Regions from separate parts of the Homo sapiens genome. Here region 1 is linked to region 2. Evidence: read pairs that join two places in POLR2A ChIA-PET (ENCODE). Cell type or tissue: B cell. All regions are shown on one strand. Each heading gives the region's core, and the rest is flanking DNA. Links, peaks and the distances in the headings are about the cores only.

Region 1 (2,922 bases), core at 292-2,791, 120 kb after region 2:
GGCATCATAACTGTTGCTATTTCACAGGTTTGAAAGGATCAAACCAGATAACATATATAAAATACTCAGAGCATGGTACAAAGTAAGGATTCAATAAATGTCAGCTATCATTACTAGTATTTATTATACAGGCATAGAAAAAGCATTCAAGATCGGGCGCGGTGACTCACGCCTGTAATCCCAGCACTTAGGGAGGCTGAGGTGGGCGGATCACCTAAGGTCAGCAGTTCGAGACCAGCCTGGCCAACATGGCAAAATCCCGTCTCTACTAAAAATACAAAAATCGGCTGGGCGCGGTGGCTCATGCCTGTAATCCCAGCACTTTGGGAGGCCGAGGTAGGCGGATCACGTGGTCAAGAGATTGAGACCATCCTGGCCAACAGGGTGAAACCCAGTCTCTACTAAAAATACAAAAAATTAGCTGGGCGTGATGGCGTGTGCCTGTCATCCCAGCTACTCAGGAGGCTGAGGCAGGAGAATCGCTTGAATCTGGGAGGTGGAAGTTGCAGTGAGCCGAGATCGCACCACTGCACTCTAGCCTGGATCACAGAGTGAGACTTGTCCCAAAAAAAAAAAAAAAAAAAAAAAAAAAGAAAAGAAAAAGCATTCAACAGAAATATTAAAACTGATGCTATTCATTATGTAAAGCACCTGATACACAATAAGCACTCAACAACTACTGATTGAACCAATGAATTAATTAGTTCTGTCTAGCTTTCAAGGAATAGGTGATTTTCTTCTAAGATTATCAAATCAAAAATAAAGGCAAACAGCTACAAAATTAACTATAATGAAATCAGAATTTCATTAAAAAATCTGACAAAGCCTAAAAGAGTCATGCCCCAATCTCTCATTATTTATAATGAGAATAAAAACAGTAGCAGCAATAGTGGTTACCATGTAGAAAATTTACTGTATGTTAATTTTTCCTTCTAACAATCTCCCATATTTTAAAATTTTTGCTACAAAGACAACTTTTACAATTTGCAGAAGGAAATAACAATTTTAGAATACTCCCCCACATATAAAGTAATTGCTTAAAGGGTCAAAATTTTCAAACTGTATCAAATTATCTTTGTACATGAAAGAATAGTTATTAATTCTTATACAACCATAAAATGATACATCAACATAATTTTTTCTTGTCACATTTTGTAATCTGGACTCCACTAAAGGTCTAAGTAAAATTAAAGAAGGAAATGCTTCAATTTCCCTAGGAAAAGCTCCATGTCATCCACTAAAAGCATTATTACTCTTTATCAACACAGTCATAATGAGAACTAAATGCGTGATGAAAAATTAACCTTTCATAAACTGCAGAGAATGGGGCATATAAAGAAGAATAAATCAACAAACTTGTAAAAAGTATTATTATTCATACTTGTAAATACTTTACAAATATAGTAAATAATGTCTCCTCCAGGTTTACAACCTTCTTTATAATGATTCAAAGGCAGCAAAGTGGGGGATCAAAATGAGACAGAAATAACAAGAAAAGGGCTGGGCACAGTGGCTCATGCCTGTAATCCCAACACTTTGGGAGGCCAAGGCGGACGGATCATAAGGTCAAGAGATCGAGACCATCCCGGCCAACATGGTGAAACCCTGTCTCTACTAAAAATACAAAAATTAGCTGGGTGTGGTGGCACACACCTGTAGTCCCAGCTACTCAGGAGGCTGACACAGGAGAATCGCTTGAACCTGAGAGGCGGAGGTTGCAGTGAGCCAAGATTGCGCCACTGTACTCCAGCCTCGCAACAAAGCGAGACTCCATCTCAGAAAAAAAGAAAAAAAAAAAAACAAGAAAGAAATAACAAGAAAAGGAAGGCATAGGGATAATATGGCTTCTCTCCAAAAACCATCTCTGTCCTTAAGCCACGGAAAAGAAGTATACCTAGAATGGGACCTCCAATTTCAAGCTTACCTGTGCATACTCTCTTTCAATAGCAGCCTTCTTCTGACTGAATGTCCTAAAAATACAAAGAAAAATTAATTACCAGAAGGATAACTTAATAATTTAATGTAAATCTATCAACACACCTTCAAATACTGCCTGGTTAAGATATGTGAGGGAAAGGACAATATTTTATTCATCTTTATGTGCTTAGGAATACTGCTAACAGCCTGGTCTCTACAGTCAGAGGATCTACATTCAAACCCCAGCTGTACCACTTACTAGCTGTATGACCTTGGCCAAGTCATTTGACTTCTCTCTTCCTCAGTTTCCTCCTTGCTAAAATGGGGATAATAACAGTACTCACCTCATAGGGATATTATAAAATTTAGTTACTTGAAATACATAAAGCACTCAAAATAGTGCCTACCACACAGTAAAACCTATATAAATGTTGGCTACTGTTATAAGAATAGCTACTATATATTAGGCACTAAAGATGTTTACTGGACTTAACCAATGTAAGAGGGAACTAATGAAAACAATGTGAAAATCAAATTTTGATTGGCTTCTGAATATGAAAAATGCTCAAAATGTTTCCTTCACTCCAGTTTTTTATAAGCATTACAAAACAATGTACAAGGCCACTACAAATTGTGGTATGATGAGAGCACACTTTCCATACATGTATTATATTTCAAAGATTCTAAGGTATACCCTTTTCTTTTCTTTTTTCTTTTTTTAGAGATAGGGTCTTGTTCTGTTGCCTAGGCTTGAGTGCGGCGGTGAGGTCCTAGCCCACTGCAGCCTTTAATTCCTGGGCTCAAGAGATCTTCCCACCTCAGCCTCCTAAGTAGCTGGGACTACAGGTGCACACCACCACATCTGGTTAATTTTTAAATACTTCTTGTAGAGATGGAGTCTTGATATGTTTCCCAGACTGGTCTCGAACTCCTGGCCTCAAAGCAATCCTCCTGCCTTGGCCTCCCAAAGCATTGGGATTACTGGCATGGGCCAACGTGCTTAGC
Region 2 (2,922 bases), core at 306-2,805:
GAGGAACTCTTCTAGATTGAAGGAGACTAAAGAGACATGGCAACTAGATTTAATAAATGATCCTGGATTGGATCTCAAGTCAGAAATAAAAAAGATATTTTTGGAACATCTCGTAAAAATGTGTATTGGGTCTGTGGTTTGGATGGTAGTATCTGCTGATGTTGATTTCCTGATTTGGATAGCTAGGTAAGGGAGTAATCTTGCATGGCGGATATAAATTCTGGAGTATTGAGAGGTGAGGAGGCATTATGTTCACGATTTGCTCTCAAATGGATCAGAAAAAGAATAATGATAATGGATATAGATATTTATATATACACAAGCACATAAATATATAGTGAGGGAGAGGGAACAAACAGAACAAAATGTTAACTGGGGCATATAGGAGTTTGTACTTTCTTGCAATTTTTCTACAAGTTTGGAATTATATAAACATAAATTATTTTAAAAAGTTAACATAAAAACCTATTCTTCATTTCTATTGAATGATAAATGTATACAATATCTGAATCTACAGATACATATATGTCTAAACACACGACTCTTACCTCACCATTTAACTACTTTAATGTACTCTGTTGTAATCTTAAAATATTTTGGCTTCATTTCACATGAAAACCTCAGCAATAAGTGTTCCCACTATTTTACAAAGGGGAAAGATGGCTTGCTTTAAATCAAGTCAGAGGAAAACCTTTGGAGCTAAGGACTAGAGTGCAAAAGTGACAAGTTCTGGCCAGGTGCAGTGGCTCATACCTGTAATCCTAGCACTTTGGAAGGCTGAGGCAGGCGGATCACTTGAGGTCAGGAGTTTGAGACCAGCCTGGCCAATGTGGTGAAACTCTGTCTCTATCAAAAACATAAAAATTAGCTGGGCATGGTGGTGCTGACCTGTAGTACCAGGTATTTGGGAGGCTGAGGCAGGAGAATCACTGGAACCCAGGAGGCGGAGGCTGCAGAGAGCTGAGATCGCACCACTGCACTCCAGCTGGGCAATGGAGCAAGGCTCCATCTCAAAAAAACAAAACAAAACAAAACAACAACAAAAAACAGTTGTTGGATTCTATATGTAAACACCACGGAACAAAATCTAATAAGTGAGTATTTCAATATTTTCCTATACTGATCCATCAGTTTCGACCTCAAGTTCACCAATTCCACTTTCTCCTTTTATTAAAAATCTACCTTCAGAGAAAGGTCTCTTATCTCCTTCCCAAGTTTTATCTATAGTCACTTAAAAGTAATCAGATTTAAGAAAAAAAGTTATCTATTTTAACCAAATCTCCCTAAGAAATAATCTTTTTAAAAGTTGAAAAAAATAAACAGTAACACAAAATTCAGACTCTTGTTTCATAAAAGGACATTCTAGTCTGCCAAAACAACTTACCCATTTCCATCTATGGAAACAGAAGCACTGGAATAGATAAGTCTCTCAATTATTTTCTTGCTTCGGCACTCCTACAGGATATTACATATACTCATCAGTAAGATATGTGTGTGTGTGTGTGTGTGTGTGTGTGTGTGTACATCCATGCGTGCATGGGACACACATCTCCTTACATATCAGAATCTTGGGAGGACAAGAGGAGAGACAAGCCACTTGAGATTCACAGGCTTAGATGGTCTGTATGATTCTGTCAATACTCTTTACCCATTTTAGAAATTTCAATCCTGGTTTCCCTGTTATTCTTTCTTTTCCACTTCATATATCCAGCAGTCTTTTTTTTTTTTTTTTTTTTTTTTTTTGAGACGGAGTCTCGCTCTGTTGCCCAGGCTGGAGTGCAGTGGCCCGATCTCGGCTCACTGCAAGCTCCACCCCCCAGGTTCACACCATTTTCCTGCCTCAGTCTCCCGAGTAGCTGGGACTACAGGCGCCCGCCACCATGCCCGGCTATTTTTTTTTTTTTGTATTTTTAGTAGAGACGGGGTTTCACCGTGTTAGCCAGGATGGTCTTGATCTCCTGACCTCATGATCCGCCCGCCTCGGCCTCCCAAAGTGCTGGGATAACAGGCGTGAGCCACCACGCCTGGCCCCACAGTCTTTTTAGTCAGAAAGGCTCAGTCTACTCTGAGACCGTCAATTTAGGGTTGCTTCTACAGTCAGTCAGGTGCCACATGAAATAAAAAGTCTCCACACAATGTGGGCTTGGTTTCAATAAATTGCTAAGATAGACATTTCAACGCACCTGCTCCCAATAGCTTTCTATGTGTTTACTGAAAGGAGCAATAGAAGTATTTAATATTAAATGTCAGGCACTGGTCCAACTGAGATCAAGACAGATCATGTACATTATATGCTGATGAGCAGAGGTAGAACTATACTTCAAATTTCCCTGATTTTAAGTTTCTAGGGTGTGTGTGTGTGTGTGTGTGTGTGTGTGTGTATGTGTGATATCAATATACCTCAGATATTTCAATGCACTGACCTCAGTCTAACTTTGAGGAAGATGGTTTTAAAAGCACAGATATATAGGAAGAAACCTACACACTTCAAACACATATTAATATAGGGTATTAATCTGTTCTGCACTGCTGTAAAGGAATATGTAAGGCTGGGTAGTCTATAAAGAAAAAAGGTTTGGCTCACAGTTCTGCAGACTGTACAAAAAGCACAGTGCCAGGATCTATTTCTGGTGAGGCTTCTGGAAGCTTACAGTCATAGTGGAAGGCGAAGGCAGAGCAGGCATGTCACAAGGGAGCAAGGTGGGAGGGGAGATGCCATGGCCAGTCTCATGTGAACTCACTCATTACTGTGAGGCGGGCACTAAGCGATTCATGAGGGATCCACCCTCATGACCCAAACACCTCCCATTAGATCTCACCTCCAACTCTGGGGATCACATTTCAACATGCAATTTGGAAGAAACAAATATCCAAACTATATCATATGGAATATATGCTCTAGTCTGCTGCTCCTTTGGATTT

What was found. ChIA-PET counts read pairs that join two places held together with the same protein. Peaks named below come from ENCODE experiments on the same cell type or tissue, not always from the same donor. Only the 100,000 strongest peaks of a DNase experiment are listed, where the experiment ranks them.
Region 1: POLR2A ChIA-PET joins it to region 2 with 7 read pairs; 3 of 35 experiments call an interaction of 5 or more read pairs at or near these places.

The regions. Positions count from the first base shown.
Region 1 is chr11:73,081,771-73,084,692 of GRCh38, forward strand. It overlaps FCHSD2 (FCH and double SH3 domains 2), which reads right to left. Exons shown (of 20, transcript NM_014824.3): 3 at 1,925-1,970. Among named protein-coding and RNA genes, the nearest start is that of FCHSD2, 59 kb to the right of the region's middle. In B cell, for the core only: no CTCF peak of the experiment used is centred there; no DNase peak of the experiment used is centred there; H3K27ac peaks cover 2,072 bases.
Region 2 is chr11:72,957,505-72,960,426 of GRCh38, forward strand. All of the region lies in intron 8 of FCHSD2 (FCH and double SH3 domains 2), which reads right to left. Among named protein-coding and RNA genes, the nearest start is that of ATG16L2, 140 kb to the left of the region's middle. In B cell, for the core only: no CTCF peak of the experiment used is centred there; no DNase peak of the experiment used is centred there; H3K27ac peaks cover 501 bases.